2 separate regions of the Mus musculus genome follow, and region 1 is linked to region 2. The links are chromatin loops, found by intact Hi-C in ENCODE. Cell type or tissue: left cerebral cortex. All regions are shown on one strand. Each heading gives the region's core, and the rest is flanking DNA. Links, peaks and the distances in the headings are about the cores only.

Evidence for each region. A loop is a pair of places that touch in the nucleus more often than their neighbours do. Peaks named below come from ENCODE experiments on the same cell type or tissue, not always from the same donor. Only the 100,000 strongest peaks of a DNase experiment are listed, where the experiment ranks them.
Region 1: a loop joins it to region 2, with 2.5 times the contacts of the local background. A loop is called at or near these places in 7 of 42 quality-filtered maps.

The regions. Positions count from the first base shown.
Region 1 is chr1:39,083,213-39,091,446 of GRCm38, reverse strand. No RefSeq gene overlaps it. Among named protein-coding and RNA genes, the nearest start is that of Gm35222, 60 kb to the right of the region's middle. In left cerebral cortex, for the core only: a CTCF peak has its summit at 4,802; DNase peaks (open chromatin) are centred at 4,986, 5,648 and 6,679; H3K27ac peaks cover 3,080 bases.
Region 2 is chr1:39,007,247-39,015,480 of GRCm38, reverse strand. No RefSeq gene overlaps it. Among named protein-coding and RNA genes, the nearest start is that of Gm35222, 16 kb to the left of the region's middle. In left cerebral cortex, for the core only: a CTCF peak has its summit at 4,603 (motif pointing left); DNase peaks (open chromatin) are centred at 1,838, 2,679 and 4,593; H3K27ac peaks cover 1,137 bases.

The sequences.
Region 1 (8,234 bases), core at 1,980-6,979, 76 kb before region 2:
GTATATGGTTGACTTTTAACATCAACTTGTCACAAGCTAGAATCTCCTGTGTGTGGAACCTCAACAAAGCACTGTTCTGATTGCCTTGATTGATGTAGAAAAACCCACCCAGGGTGTGGCAGCAGCTGCTGCTAGCAGATCAGAGGAGCCCCACCGAAGGGTTGCCGACTCTTCTCTCGCTGGGCTCTTCCCTCTTGGTGCCCAGGTGCTGAGTCGATCCCCCTGTTTCTGCTGCTTTTATCAGAACCGCATCTCCGAGTTTCCATTGTGGACTAAGTATCAGTTGTCTTTCTAGGAGCCTTCCAAGTTCCTGGTAGCAGAGTGGGACAGCTGGTACACAAAGCCTTGAGACTGGGCAGCTGTTAGGTTGTCGCCTCAAAGCCCACCTACAAAGTGACATACTTCCTTCAACAAGGCCATGGCTCCTAACAGTGCCATTCCCTGTGGCCAAGCATTCAAACACATGAATCTAGGGGCAGGGCAGGCATTCCTATTCTAACTATCACAGGCTGGTTGTCAATACAGAATTTCATTGGACTCTCAGGCTGGTCAACTCTAGAATAAGTGAGATGGGAAGGTAGGATTTCAGTTGAAAGTGTTACTTTGTATCTTTTATTGATGGTCTCTCTGTGGTGACACATTATTGCCACAATCTCCTCTGATAGTTCAGATGAGGTTTTCATTTTTCATCAGAGTGGATTTACACTAGTTGATTTAAAGTAGTTGCCTAGGACTATAGAGATGGCTCAGCAGTTAAGAGCATTTTGTACTCCTGCAGATGACCCAAGTTTGGTTCCCAGCACCCAAGGCAGGCATCTCACAATGGCCTGTAACCCCAGTCTTAGGGGATCAGATAACTTCTTAACTTCATGGGTACTCATGCTCACACAGGCACAAACCCACATGCATACACACACACACACACACACACACACACACACACACACACACACAGAGTTTTCAATAAACAAAATAAAATGTTTATACTTTCAAGACTGCTTTTATTTCTTAAGACAGAACATGTCATATTAACAGTCACTTAACAAACAGATATGTATTTACTTAAATTTGCTTTTTAAAGATTTATTTGATTCATGAGTATGAGAGTTTTGCCTGTGTTTTGAGTATACGCATGTATCACATCACCATGTGGAGGTCGTGAGGCAAACCCAGGTTTTCTCTAAGAGCAGCAAGCGCGCTTAACAGACCCCACACTGTCCTACTTCACTCTGCTGAAAATGTGCTATTTTAGGAGATTCTTCACACTGCCCGAACGGTGACTCTGCACCCTGTTCTTTGAAAGCCGGTGCTGTCATTTTTTTGCTTGTCTCTTCCATAGTTTGTCTGGTGACTGAGCCGGGCCCACTCTGTGCTATTTATTCCCTGTGCACTGTCATGCCTCTATGCTGATGGCTGTATGTCAACTCGACCCGGGCTGGAGTCACCCCAGAGGAAGGAACCTCAGTTGAGAAGATGATTACCATACCGGAAATCTGTGGGCAAGTCTGTGAAGCATTTGTGTTTTCTTGATTGATGGCTGCTGTGGGAAGGCCCAGCTCACTCTGGACAGTGCCACAATGGCCATTTGGTGCTGTTAGAAGGCAAGCTGGCCAGGCAAGCCACAAGGACAAGCCAGTATTACACATCACTCCTCCATGGCTCTTCTTCAGTACCTGCCTCTAGAATCTCTCTCTGAGTTCTTGCCCTCGATGACGGACTATAATCTTGAAGTATAATATGAAATAAACCCTTTCCTTCTTGAACTAATTTTGGACATGGTTTCTTATCACAGAAGAAACTCTAACTAAAGCAGCCTGTAATGGCTTTGCTCCATCGCCCCTCCCCTTATCTTAACCTTTCAGTCTATTTGAAACTTGTTCTGGATCACCAGATATCCTGTGTTCTAGCCCTCTCAGCCTAGGAGATGGTCACCTCTTTACTGTGTGGCTTCAAGACTGATGCCATCATTGATGCAGAGCATCTTGACTGGGGTGGTCCATTGATGGCATCGCTGAATGGGGTTACACATACAGCTCTCTTCCCAGACTGCCAACACTGTTATTTAATTGATGATGGTTCTGGTTTTCTTTTGGGTAGAGAGACATGTATCACTCAGCCAGCGTTTTTACAGAGCTTATGATTAAGCTCATAGTGAGGCCTTTTCACCTTGCATGATAGATCTCTGTGCGTGCCATGTCAGAAACATTGGTGAATACGTTGGTGACTGCCCACAAGATTCGCAAGCTGTTGTTTGTTGACTGTAATTTGCCAAGTAATCCTGATCTCCCTGGGCAGCCGCTGCTGGCAATCACAAGTTCTTTAACTCTAGTCTAAGTCACTAATACTAATCCTCAGATCACACTTTTTACAGAGTCGTGTGTGTGTGTGTGTGTGTGTGTGTGTGTGTGTGTGTGTGTGTTACAAAATGGCTACAAATTATTAAAGAGGATATCGTAGTTAGTGCTCTATTGCTGTGAAGAGACTCTAGGACCATGGCAACTCTTACAAAGAAAAACACTTAATTGAGGGCTGTGACAAATGTTGAGGATCAGAAGAGGCTGAGCTGAAACAGTGCCACCCCTAACCCAATGGCCATTTGGTGCTGTTAGAAGGCAAGCTGGGAGCTGTTTCCTCAATGTTTCATTAGTACAGCCACTGGGTAGTCAGCATGGTCAGTGTTAGGGCCCATGAGAGTCCGGCTCTTCAGTGGTCTGCAGTGTTAGCAGGAAGTTAGCAGCCAGGAGGCCGGTGAGGCTGTCTAGGGTCATACACCACTACTTCTGCTTTGCTGTCCAACTAACTGAGCTTAGAATCCAAGCTAATTCTCAACCTGTAGGATTCAACCCAAATGACCCTTTGACAGGGGTCACCTAAGACCAAGAAAACACAGATACTTACATTCCAATTCATAACAACAGCAAAATTACAGTTATGAAGGAGCAACAAATTTTATGGTTGGGGGTCATCACAACATGAGGGACTGTATTAAAGGGTCACTACATTAGAAAGGTTGAGAACCACTGGCTTAGATCCCCCTGTCCCTCCTCCCCTTTAAAATGTGTGATTTCAAGTAAATTACTGACGCTCTATACCATACACCTTCCTGTGAAATGGAGATATGAAAAGGACTTACTATTGATCTTGGCCTATCCCATAATACTCCCTCTGTAATTTTCATTTCCTGTGTGGTCCTTTAGATTCCCCAGGGCTAACAGACATTGTCATGGCTCATCAAAGTCTTGCTCTGGCTTCTGTCTTCATCGTAGCCTCTGGATCAGTTTCCCTTTTTGTCTCATCACTTAGGAGTTGGACTTACCATTTACTAGCCCAGGAATCTGTGTGGATACAGGAAGAGATGACAAGAGGGTGTAGTCATTGCATACTGTTGGTGATTATTATGTAGCAAAAATGTTTTAATAAGGGTTCAACCTCCCCTCTAGCCCACTACTCAGCAGAGATAGTGGAAAGAAAAGTTATTAGCATATGGGAGAAGTGGACCTGCTCAGCAATAGTTCTTTGGGAGCAAGTTTGATCTTCTTTGGCAGTAGTTTAGTCCTGTAGCAAACACCAACTACAGCAGCAGCTGCAGACCAGTGCTCTCGGCAGGCAAATGCCATACACAAACTGGGAGCTACGGCCCAGTCCTTTTGGCAGGCAGGCACCAGGCACAAACATCAACCAGCCTGACATCTCCACAGAAGCGTCAAGCTGCCACGGTATCCTCAGGAGCAGTTCTTGGGTGAATTTCTCTCAATGGCAGCATTATCACAAGTCAAACTCAACAATTCTAGTAAAGCGAACCAATACTTGTGTGTTGTTATCAAAGAACAGTGAGGCGGAGCAAACCAAACCAATGCTCAGTGCTCGTCTGTCTCCCACTGTCTGTGGGGTCATATTTGTACTTCGTCAGCACGAGTCCTTTTGAGTGTTTGCTATATCAAAACATCCTTTCACCTGTGTCTGCTTCAGGAAAGCATTCTTTCATGTGTCTGCTTTAGCAAGACATCATTTCACCTATGTGCCTCAGCAAGCCCTCATTTGATATACTGACTTTCCAAAGATACCAGAAGTTTCCACTTCATTACTATCTATTGTTCTAATTCTCTTCTTTTAACATAAATGTTGCCAGTCTCTTATTATGCAGGGTTGGTAGGGATCTGTGGTTCAGGCACCCCCTGGGGGCTTTAATGTGTCTCTGATATATAAAGGGCACCTTACTGACTGCACCTCTGCTGTTGGTGTTCCCTTTGAGTCCGCTGTTCTGAATCACAAATGTGTGCTGGAGACCACACACCAGGCACTGAAGACTCAGTACACAGGAGGTCAGAGAGGTGGCTCCTGGTCTTCAAACATGAAGACATGAGGTGGACTCACCAGCACCCATGTAATAAACACACAATACACACCACACCACACACACACACACAGACTTGGTTGACAGAACAGATATGGCCACTGCTTCCATAGAAAGTGGAGACATTAGGTAAGAAATGTAGTGAGTACGGAGAGACTTTTGACAGGGAGAGTATATGCTGTGGATTTTATGGTCTGGGATGCCCTTCCCAGTCTGGGACCAGGCATGCCTCCCTAAAGCAAGGATGTGGATGGGAGATTAGAACCATATATTATTCTTGATTCATGGAAGAAATCTGGCTCTCTAGTAGGGAGCTCTCAAATATGCCCATGGAGGCTACATTCAGCAGAGAACATGAAAGACAGGGGTCCCCAGCAGATGCCCTGGACCTAGATGGGGTTTTTATTCTCAGAAATGTACAGACACAGCATGGGCTGGTCTCGCAACAGCGCTCCCTGTGAGGCTCATGCGCATGGGTTGGTCCTGCAATAGCCCTCTCCGTGAGGCGCATGCTCTACACTTGCAAGCTCTCTGTTTGTGGGTTTTCTATCATTTCTCACAAAGAAAAGGATCTTTTTGTTTACCGAGAATAAATAGCTCTTCGGAGTGATGAAACAGGCCCGATTGGCACTGCCGAGTGGGGTATGTAGGTCAGGACGTTCCTTGTTTGTGTTTCTTGGAGGCAGGTTGACGTTTCTCTTGTTTTGAAAAGACTCTCCAGAGAGCTTATTATCTAGGGGAGAGGTTGGTGGGCACCCTTCCAGGAAGTTCTGAGGGGACATGCCAGGAGCTTGTGGGAGGGGAGGAGGCAGAAGTAGGGGTGCAAGTAGTGAGGGGAGTGGAAGGGGGGATGGAAAAAGAGATCAGAGCAAATGCTGCAGCCCCATCCCCAGCCTCAGTCCAACACCTTGGACACAGCGGACTTTGATCACGGGAAAATGTGAGGCCAAAGGGGATTCTGAAGGCAAATGGCTCTTTAAATGGTACTTGTAGCTGAAATGACAGAAGCCCTTGAATCCGGCTGGGACATGCCTTTGTAGTTATTTACAAATTATCGAAGTGGATTCAACCCACATCTCCCAAGGCTGGCTCTGAGATCATCTAATGGCTCCATGGAGTGAGCAGAAAAAGAAGAAGCCACCAAAGACCCGGGCTTTGAGGGTAAATGACTGAGACTTCAGTTCACTATACTCCCATGAATTCTTGAATCAACAGATCTGAGTAACTAACGAAAGAGGATGCTTAGGATAAAACACCCCGACAAAAACAACTTTAAAAAGACGGTTTATTTTAGCTTCCAATCACAGAAGGAGAGATTCTGTCATGACAGGGGAGGCGGGAGAGGCGGAGCATGATGCTGGCGGAGGACGCTTTCATCCACGCACAGGAAGCAGAAGAAGAGAACAGGAAGTGGGGTGACACTACTTCCACAGCAAATCTGTACCTCCAGAGACACCACGACCTCTACACACAGCACCATCAACTGGGGATCAAGTGTTTGAATACACGAGACTATGAAGGACATTTCTCAATGAAGCCACCACAGCATGGAGAGTGTTTACAAGAGGCATTCAGTACGCCCCTGTCCAGTCTACCGCGACGTGTAGTTCTTGCTCTTCACGCTGATGTTTGGCTGTGGTTGCTATCACCAACTGTATCTCCTTCCCACCCTTTGCCAACAGGTGAACCCCAGAGGCATAGTGGGGCACATGGTTTAAATCTTCGATGTCCTGCAAAAGCTCATGCCTTTCAAGGCTTCTGCCCCAGTGCACTAGTGATCAGAGATAAGGTTTGGGGGAGGCAATGGGGACCATGATGCTCTGACGGCAAGAATGGGTTAATGCATTGGTGGATCTGTAGATTGATTGGTTTCAGAGAAGGGAGCTTGCTTCTTGGCCAGCACCAAGCAGCTTCACTTTATCAAGTACTTTGTGCCTTACCACACACCCACGATGATGTGATGGAGCAAGCATAGACTGGTGCCTCTAAACAGTGAGCCAAAGAACTCCTTCTCCTTTTACAGCGTTTCCCTCAAACATTTTGGCATAGTGATGGGAGCTGGGCAGCATGGGGCAGACCAGTAAACCCTGTCTAAGTAGGTCAAGCTCTTAAAGGGTAACCAAGATCTGAGAGATTTAGCCTCCTCTGGGACCATGGTTGACAACACCTTACTTAAGCACTATCTCTAAATCAGAAGAGAAGCAAAGACTTTCGCACCCACAAAAATGCACTCCTGGCTAAGAACTGCAACTTGTCTGGATAGGGATGTCTGAAGTACAGCAATTGCTATCCATAAAGCAACAGAGATGGATGCTGCAGACTGGGAACCATGAGAGGGAGGCACTTGGCTGCTGGAGGAAACAGGAGCGAACTGAATTCAGACTTGCGTTTCTAAATTCCTGACAGCAAAATTTGCTTTGATTTACAGGCCACAGCTTTTAACATCAGCCTTAGTTCTCCTGCCTGCCTGACCCAGAACATTTTGATTTACAAATTGGAAAATAAATGGGCTTTCACATCCTGGGACTGTCTTCCAAACCACTCCAATAAATTCTTCATCAGCAGCCCTCAGCTCTTGCTGCTTCCTCTCCATTTGGGCTGCTCTGTGAATTATGGGTGAATAAATCATGTTTTAGCAAGCCCCACAGTGCAACTACATTCTGTTCATCTGTCTCTCTTGGAAATAAGGCCGTGGGTATTTTGTTAAATTTAGGCAAGAATTGTGTGGTCTGTTTGGCAGGTCAGGCTTTCTTACCAAGATCCTCTCTTCCCTCACAATGCTGAAAACCCTTCTCAAAGATGCAACTCCCCCCTCCCATCTCCCAACCCTTTGTGCTTGCGTGGGTCTCTACCATGTCTGTATTTCTGCAGTTGATGGCACTCTCTGCAGCTCCAGCAGATGCCCACTTTGCAATATTCCTGGGGGAGTGAATTCTACTTTGAGGGGGTTTTTCGTTTTCCTTCAGGCTCAGTGGATAGCCATCTGAATATAGGCAGGATGCTGCCTCCAGTATAACTTCTAAGACCCAAGCTTTTTAGTAGTTGGTGATGTAAGCGTGAAGGCTCTGGAAGAATTGGGAGGGGGCAGAAGATCGCCTTGAAAGGTGTGCTTAGCTCCTGCCAGGATCTCATCAGTAGCCTGGCACCACAGATTCAACATCAGTAAGCTGGTCAGCATCTGTTGACGAGTAAAATTCCTGGCTACACTGGACTATCTATTAGTTACTTCAGTGTAGCTATGACCAAGAATAGCTAGAGGGAGGGAACATCTATTTTGTCTTGCGCGCGCGCCGGACTCGACCAGCAAGAACGACGCTGCAACAGGATCCTTATGCACACGTTTATTGGGAGAGCTTGATTGCAGAGGCGAAAAGACTTCGAGCCCAGAACTGGTGCTGCTTTTATAGGCCTAGGAGAGGCGTGTCTCATACCCGGATTGGTTATGCACTAAGCCTCATTTGCATGTTCCTCATCTGATTGGCTACTCTCTCTCAGTACCTCACAATCCTTAATATCTACTACTATAATTCTCCAATCCTTAGGTAGAGCTGAGAGTAGGGGGAGTCCTCTTTATACAGAACCCATAACTTGCATTTGTGCATTAATGGCTCTTAGGTCATGTAACAATCTCCATTTACCTGACTTTTTCTTTACAAAAAAAATGGGGGTATTCCAGGGTGATTGAGTGGGTTCCACATGTCCCAGGTCTAATTGTTCTTGTACTAATTCTTTAGCTGCTTTTAATTTCTCAGAAGGTAAAGGCCATTGAGGCACCTACACCGTGTCCTCCGTATGCTACGGGATGGGCAAAGGCTCTTCAGTGGCCCCTAGAAAAAACCCAGCCCTTTCTTGTCTGCCTTTACAGTGGCTTTAACTGGTG
Region 2 (8,234 bases), core at 1,596-6,595:
TGGGCTTAACAGAGGGGTTCCTACAAGAGAGGGCTCTTACCCATCCCAGACATTATTAAAGACAACAGAGCAACTCTGCTGAGTTCTGCTCATTTGCTGCTTATTACCGTGTATCCACAAAGATTTGTTACAGAATGTCTTCTTGGCCCCTTAACAAAGAGACTCTAATGATAAAAACCACTGGGGGACCGCAGCAGGCTGTTTATTGAGTGACTTGATGTTTCCAATGCCTCTGTACCAAAGGCCTAATTTCCCATTCCAAACCCTTTCTTCAGCTGTTTGTCCCCAGGTGGACGTGTATAGAGGACAGTCATGAAGATGCAGGGTACCAATCAGGCATTGACTTTATCTGTCATTTCTATCACTATGACAGAATATCCAAGGTAAATTATGTTAAGAAGAAAAAAGGTTTATCTTAGTTCATGGTCCCAGGGGCATCATCCCATGGGCAGCTGCCTCCATTAGAATGGCTAATGGGAAGACAGAATATCATGGGGGGGGGGGGAGACAGGATCACATGTCACAGGAGGTTGCATGCCTTGTGACAGTCAGGGAGCAGGCAGAGGATGTCTGTATGACTGGGATTCCTCCTTCTTCCTCTCTTGTCCCACATGGACATTCCCTTCCCATGTTAGGAAGTGTCCTCCCAGGCATGCAGAACAGGGCTTTACGAATCTAGGTGTCTCTCAAGCCAAGAGTCAAAGTTAACCATTGCACAGAGGCAAGCTTGAAAGCAGAGTGGAAGAGAAGATGAGGAGTCTGAATTCTACTCTGGCTAAACCTTTGTGCCTTCAGGAAAGTCATCGTCTTGTCTGAGCCAACCTCCAAGTGAGCAAGACTACTCTGATTCCATGGTGACCAACATTGTTACTGTATCGGGACTCCAGGGACACACGAACGGGGAGAGTCTGGTTCTCAAGTATGCATTGGTTCTCCTGGATGTGTAGAGAAAGCCTCATCTTTTATCCTTCATCCTTCCTACGGCCTTCTGGGTCAAAAGGGAAAGCAGTTACAACTGGTGCTGCCTTCAGCTGGAGCCTCCCTTTGCCAGGTAGGGCAGCCCTGGAGCCTACCCAATGCCCCTTCCCAGTGTAACTCCTGTGGTGGATGCAGGTCCAGAGGACATCTCAGTTTCTATCAACCAAATCATAAGCATCCCCCTCTGTCCACCTTTCCCACCTCATCAAGCATTTCTCCCTTCTAAGCGCTGCTATGAGGATGGGACAGGCATCCCTCAGCCTCCATCCTCATCCATAGACTCGTTTCTGTTTAAGCAAGACCCCCGACCTTCGTCAACCTGAGCATTAAGTTCAGGTCCCGGCACTGAGGTGAAGGACCAAGCATACATGGTTGGTAGTCTCTGGGGCTTGGGAGGCTCAGAGTCAGCCTACGGCAACCAGAAGAATCAAGTCCTCCCACAGCAGCGATTCTCCAGAAATGTTGCCATGGTAAAGAGGGATGGTAGAGCAGCTGGTGCTCAAAGAACCACTAGTATTAGAGGCTGCTGGTGATGCACACAGACACACCCAGGTTCATTCTGCCCAAACAGCATGAAAGTGTGTGTGTGTGTGTGTGTGTGTGTGTGCATATGTGTGGTGTGCATGTGTGTGTATGCACATGTGTGTGTGTGTGTGTGTGTGTGCCTGTGTGTCTGTATGTGTGTGTCTGTGTAAGAACACGGGGTCTTCAGTATGCACCCTTTACCACCGAGCTATGCATCTTTCCTGCTGGATGTGTTTTGTGATGACTGGAACTCCAAGTTTGGCCAGGATAATTCTGATGTTTATTGCTTATTCATGAACTTAGGAGGCTTCTGAAGAGACAAGCAAATTTAGAGTGTGGCCACTGTTACTCAAAACATAAAATCAGATTACCAAGATGCAGAACGGCAATGGTGACAGGCAGAGATTCTCAGCCCCAGAGCCTGTCGTGGAGATGAGGAGAGGCCAGTGGAGGGTTTTACTGCCAAGTGCTAGGCAGGAGTTTTGAGTCAGGGAAGTCTTGTGTGGTCATTTTGCTTCCACCTGCGACTCCTGCCTCAGGACGAACCAATCCCATTGGTGGAAATCTGTGTATTGAGGCTCTGCTTGGTGGAGACCCAAATGATGCAACTTCTGATTGGCTGGGGCCTGGCTAATTGCAGATGTTTATTGGTGAACTTACATACAGTGCAGATTTTGATCAGAGAGTTGGTATGGCTCGCCTGTCGTGAACCATCTCAAACCATCATGCTACCTTTATGGATGCATCATCTCCATATTTCATTAATAATGAAGGGCAAGGGCAGAGCTTGAATCCAAACACCTTCCTCATGATCCTAAGCATATGAGACAGAGATGGGTACAAGGCAGGTAACCTCAGAGCAGGCATACTTTAATGATCAAATAGGAGGCAAATATTCCAAGCAGAGGAAAGGAAGCAAAGAAATAATTAAACTCACTGTGAAAAACTGTTTGCCATTTGTGTGAGTCAATTCAGGTAATTTTGTGCTTTAAACTTCTGCTACTAAAACCCCACGAGCAGCTTAACTTCTCCAAAGTAAGTGTGGCGACGCTGTGTTAAGTGTCATGACAGCCACGAAATCACTTTCCGGGGCGCTATGAGGAGCACAGAATGTTATTGTTCAGTAGATTAAGATTATGGTGACTAACGTGTTATGAGCAATGTGCGTGGGAGATGATGGAATATATCCAAAGCTGTGAGGGAAAGGGTACAGGAAAAGCCTCTCTTGATGCTGCTCCCCGCCCCCGGCTCCTGCCAAGCTCACTACCCACAGCCTTCAAACAGGTTTCTTCTGGTGGTGGAGATGCAGGGTGGAGATGGGAACAGTGGCCCAATGGATCACACCTGTGTGTGCATGAGCGAGTGAGTGCGCATGTGCACGTCTGCCTGACAGCACAGGTACCACACATTAGTGGAAGATGTTGCAAGACTGGTTCAAGGGGCACACAGTAGGTGATACCAAGGCTAGACACCTGCAGCTTGAGGAACCTCAAACTGTTGTCCCTTTCTTTATACTTTTTCTATCTCAGTGTCCCCCAGCCCTAGAGATCTCCTATCTCCTGCCCCACCCCAACCCTAAAACTCTCAATGTCCCACGTTGTCCTTGTAACCTAGTGATTGGTCCTCAGCAGATGGGGAAAACTTTTCTTTCAAATGCTATGTTCTCAGAGTCCAACGTTATTCCTGTAAAAACTACTAAAATAATTGTGCTCCCACATTCCTGTAACTATAGCGCTAGGAAGGTGGGAGCAAGACACTCGAGGTCATCCTTGCCAAGATACTGAGTTCAAGGCTATCCTGGGATAAAGATCCTGGAGAGAGGGGGATGTGGGGTGTTAGCATGGGGCAGGTGGGGGGCAGCAGAGAGAACACTTAATTGCCCAGGAGACCAGCAACCAGAAAATTTTTTAAAAAAATAATATTATTATTTAGGAGAATTTCATTCAGAAGGCTCCAAAATCCCACCAGCAAACAATAGATTTAGGAAAATAAATACTATTTTCATAAACATTTGGGATATTCAATTCAGTTTTTGTGCTGAATTTCAATATAAGGAATATAAATTAAAAGGACTAACAAGGCCTGGTGTGTTTTTTGTTTTTTGTTTTTGTTTTTTTTTGTTTTTGTTTTTTTGGCTTGTTTTATTTTGTTGTTGTTGTTTTTGTTTTTCCTCTTGTTTTAAGCCACTAGCATTGGATTTATTCTACTATTACAAGATATTTCAGACACTCAACAAAGAGGCCTGTGGTGGTTAGTCAGCCAATGCAGGATCGCCTGTGAAGGGAATCTCACAGAAAGAGGGGCTGCATGAGATTGAGCTATAGTTGTGTCTCAGAGAGATTCTCTTGATTGTGTTGAAGAAAGAAACAAAGCAAAAAACAAAGCAGTATCTTAATAAAATAGGTAAAGAATGACTTTTTTTTTCTTTTTCTTTTTTTTTTTAGTGCAGGGGATTGAGCCTAAGGCTTCATGCTTATGGGGCAAGAGGTTTTAGCAGTGAGGCACATCTCCAAGCCTCTGTCATCACAATTGTCATTGTCAACATCATCATCGTCATTATCTTGAGATGGAGTATCAGTATGTTGTTCTTGAACATACTCTGAATCCCAGACCGTCCTTGAATTTGAGATCCTCCTGCCTCAGCTTCGAAAATGCCTAGGATTACAGGCCTGCACCACCAGTCTGGGCTAAGAACAAGCCATCAACACAGCTCCCTGACCCCCTGACCCCCACACCACTCCCACCAAAGTTCCCTTCCATGTTGGAAAAATTCAACCTGGGGCAAGAGCCAGCGCTAGGCCAGATTTCAGGGTGCTTTCCTGGGAAGAAGAACAAATGTCCCACTGTCCTGATCCTTCACACACACTGCAAAAGGCATCTCCCTCAAGAAAAGTCTTCTGCCTCCTCCATCAACCCGAGTTCCCTCTCTACCCGGTACTGAGTTTTCCTTAACCAAGCCAGGAGGCCCGGCCTGGACGAGCTCCCTAGGACCAGCGGATGCTCAACAGGTGCTTGATAAAAGATGGAGCTGAACACACTAAATGCCTTTAACTATTCGCCACAACTAGGCTTTAACTTGACTCGTTGTGACACCTAGTGGTGACTTCTTTCCACTTTGCTCCAACAGGATTAGCAGGAAAGTGTAGTTCCTACTACAGCAAAGGCAAAGCAAACCAGCTCTGGTCCAGGAACCTAGGATGCAAGAGCACCTGGGTGGCAAATGGTCGGTCGGTGTTTGCCCTCTGTGGCTTGCAGGCTAGCAGCGCTCACTGCTCTCATCAGGGTCAGTATAGCACTCACACTGCTCCGCAGCTCCGCGGCAGGAAGCCCACAGGAAATCATGGCTTCCATGTCACGTTGCAGAAGGGTAGCTGAGCCATGGAAACTGTCCCTGTTGCATGGAGCTACCTCTATTGCCCCTGTCTCAGGGGCAGACCTCAACAGTAGAGCTTTTATCTAAACAATCAAGTCCCTGGGTTTTATCTTCAACACCTTGTACCTTGCCAAAAGGGGGCGGGGGGAGCCATAAATTACCAATGTATGACAGTTAAAATAAAATTGAGCAGGCCGGGTGGTGGTGGTGCACGCCTTTAATCCCAGCACTTGGGAGGCAGAGCTAGGCAGATTTCTGAGTTCGAGGCCAGCCTGGTCTAAAGAGTGAGTTCCAGGACAGCCAGGGCTATATAGAGAAACCCTGTCTCAAAAACAAAAAACAAACATACAAAAAAAAATGAGCAAGAAATTAAAGATCTGTGATGTTTAATGGCACTCAAAGTATCTGTGAAAGTGTTAATGTTAGGTATGTTTTCAGAGGAAACTTCAGTATTAGATATAAAAATAGTACATGCAGCATGCATTTACCTCTTACCCTGTAAACCACTTCTTGGAATAAATTCTAAGAAAGTGGTTACAGAATAAAGAGACAGCCTGCAGGATCAGAGAAAACCTAGCTAGTTGAACATGACAGGATTAGCATCTAAACCATATAAAGAACTCGAGAAAAACCTAAAGAGCCAAACAGCTCAGCTGATAGATTATCAAGTTCAGTAAGCAGTTTCCAAATGATAAAATACAAATGATGGATAACAATGTTTTTTACAACCTGGAGGCTCACTAAGCATCAGAAAAATGTAAAGCAGAATTACATTGAGATTCTAGCTCCCCCCAGTCAGAGTGCCAGTCATTAAAAAGCAAGTAACCACAGATGCTCGTGCCGTGAAAGACAGCTGTGGTGGTTTGAATGGAAATGGCCACCATAGACTCACAGGGAGTGGCATTATTTGACATGGTTAGGAGGTGTGGCCTTGTGGGAGTGGGTATGGCCTTACTGGAGGAAATGCCACTGGTGGCTGGGCTTTGAGGTTTCAGATGCTCAAGCCAAGTCCAGTGTCACTCTCTCTTCCTGCTGCCTGCAGATCAGATGTAGAACTCTTAACTACCTTTCCTGCACCATGTCTGACTGCATGGAACCATGCTCCCTGCCATGATAATAATGGACTAAACCTCTGAAGTGTAAGCCAGCTGCCATAAAACGTTTTCCTTTGTGAGAGTTGCTGTGGTCATGGTGTCTCTTCATTGCAATAAAACCCTAAGAACCTTATACACTATACACTACGGGCAAGAATGTAAACATGTCCTGCCCCTATGGCAGCTTATAGTAGTGCCATTCTATAGTAGGCAGGTTTCTCAGAAACCTATATAGACCCAAGATATGACCTAGCCATACCTTCTATTCCTAGATATTTACCCAAAGGCCTCCAAGTCAGTCTATCCCAGTGACAACTGCAATAGAAACTCCAACTAAGACACTTGACTTAAACTTCCATTAATCCCCATGAAATTCATGTAGAAACCATCACTGTTGCCTCCTGAGAGATGGCACAGTCTCGACCTATGAGTGGCTGAGAGATATCAGTGGGCAAAGGATCTGCTACAAGAAATGATCTCCTTGCCTCAATGGTAGGCCATTGCCTGGATCATGTGGATAGAGGTATTGTCTTAGTCAGGGTTTGTACTCCTGCACAAAACATCATGACCAAGAAGCAAGTTGGGGAGGAAAGGGTTTATTTAGCTTACACTTCTAAATTGCTTTTCATCACCAAAGGAAGTCAGGACTGGAACTCAAGCAGATCAGGAAGCAGGAGCTGATGCAGAGGCCATGGAGGGATGTTACTTACTGGCTTGCTTCCCCTGGCTTGCTCAGCCTGCTCTCTTATAGAACCCAAGACTACCAGCCCAGGGATGTCACCACCCACAAGGGGCCTTTCCCCCTTGATCACTAATTGAGAAAATGCCTTACACCTGGATCTAGTGGAAGCATTTCCCCAACTGATGCTCCTTTCTCTGTGATAACTCCAGCTGTGTCAAGTTGACACAAAACTAGCCAGTAAAAAGGTTAACCATGTTTTATTGTTTATAGGAAAACAGACACTGTTGGAGATAGCTGTATTAAGTGAATTAAGCCAGTCTTATTGATTCTTAGATTTTATAAATTAATAGATGCTTAAAATCATGTGTACCATTAAAGTAGAAGCAAGACTGTCTAGGGATGGCTCAGCAGAAACTAACATAGTATGAAGAGTTAGGAGAAAATGAGGGTATAAGGAAAAAGCAATTGACTAAGAAGACAAAGGCATAGCATGTTATCAAAGCCAAGGTTTGTGTATCTGTGTGTGTGCACCTGAAATAATTTGCTCCCCATAGAGTAATAACTTTTATTTATGAAGTCAATAACTTGAAATAAATAATGATATAGCAGATCACTTACCCTATACTGTCCTAGCTCAGTTTCAGATGTGATGATGTAATTCTATGATTATTAACATAAACACTGGCCCAGAAGGAACCCTGAGTCTTCTCAGCTGGTAAAATGTGAGACTTGCACAGACTTCAGGCTACACATTCACATGTAGCCAACATGTCTCTGCACAGGGCCCTGCAGATATCCACTGCTGCGCACGAACCAGAACTGCCTGCCTTTGTGGACCTCAACTCGAATGAAAATTAGTTTCACTCAAAGGCAATAATAAATTCTACCTTGTCCAATCAGATGATGCCTGGCAACTGAGGAACGAAGGACATTGGAACTGTGAACCACAGAGAAGTTGCATTCTGAGACTCGGAGTGGACTACACGGTTCCCATTTCCCTTTTTGGGAAACACAGTTTTTTGGCAAGCACCTCCACTCAGGCCCAGGGCACTAGGCACAGTGGTAACACCATTCACCCCATAGGCAAAGCTGATTCAGAAAGCACACGGCCATCAATCAGCAAGTGGCCTTGCTGGGTTTCCTGTGTCACGGGTTTTCCTGCCTAGAATAGCTCCTTCCCCAGGCTCCCATTTACAGTAAATGTAATTACCTCTTAATGGCATCCATCTCCCTCTCGCTCTCTCCACCGCTCCTATTTTTAACCAGCACTACAGGAATATTTGTCCTCTCATTCACTGATGAGTTTTTGAGGTCACGGTTTGGCTTTTAAGATGACAGTGCCCTTAATCTTGTTGTGGATTCTTAACATGAAATAACAGCCTGTAATTAACACAATGGGGCGCAGGCGGGCTGGCAATCTTATTCTGCTAACATCCTTGGCTCAGCACTTGAGTCCAGGAAACGGGGCTCAGCAGCTGGGCTCAGCTCAGAACGGGGAGCTCTCTGGTGCTTAGACAAGCCCTTAGTCAGGCTGCCCAGCTGCAACTGAAAGTCCACCTGGGCTATTCTCTCCTCAGGACAA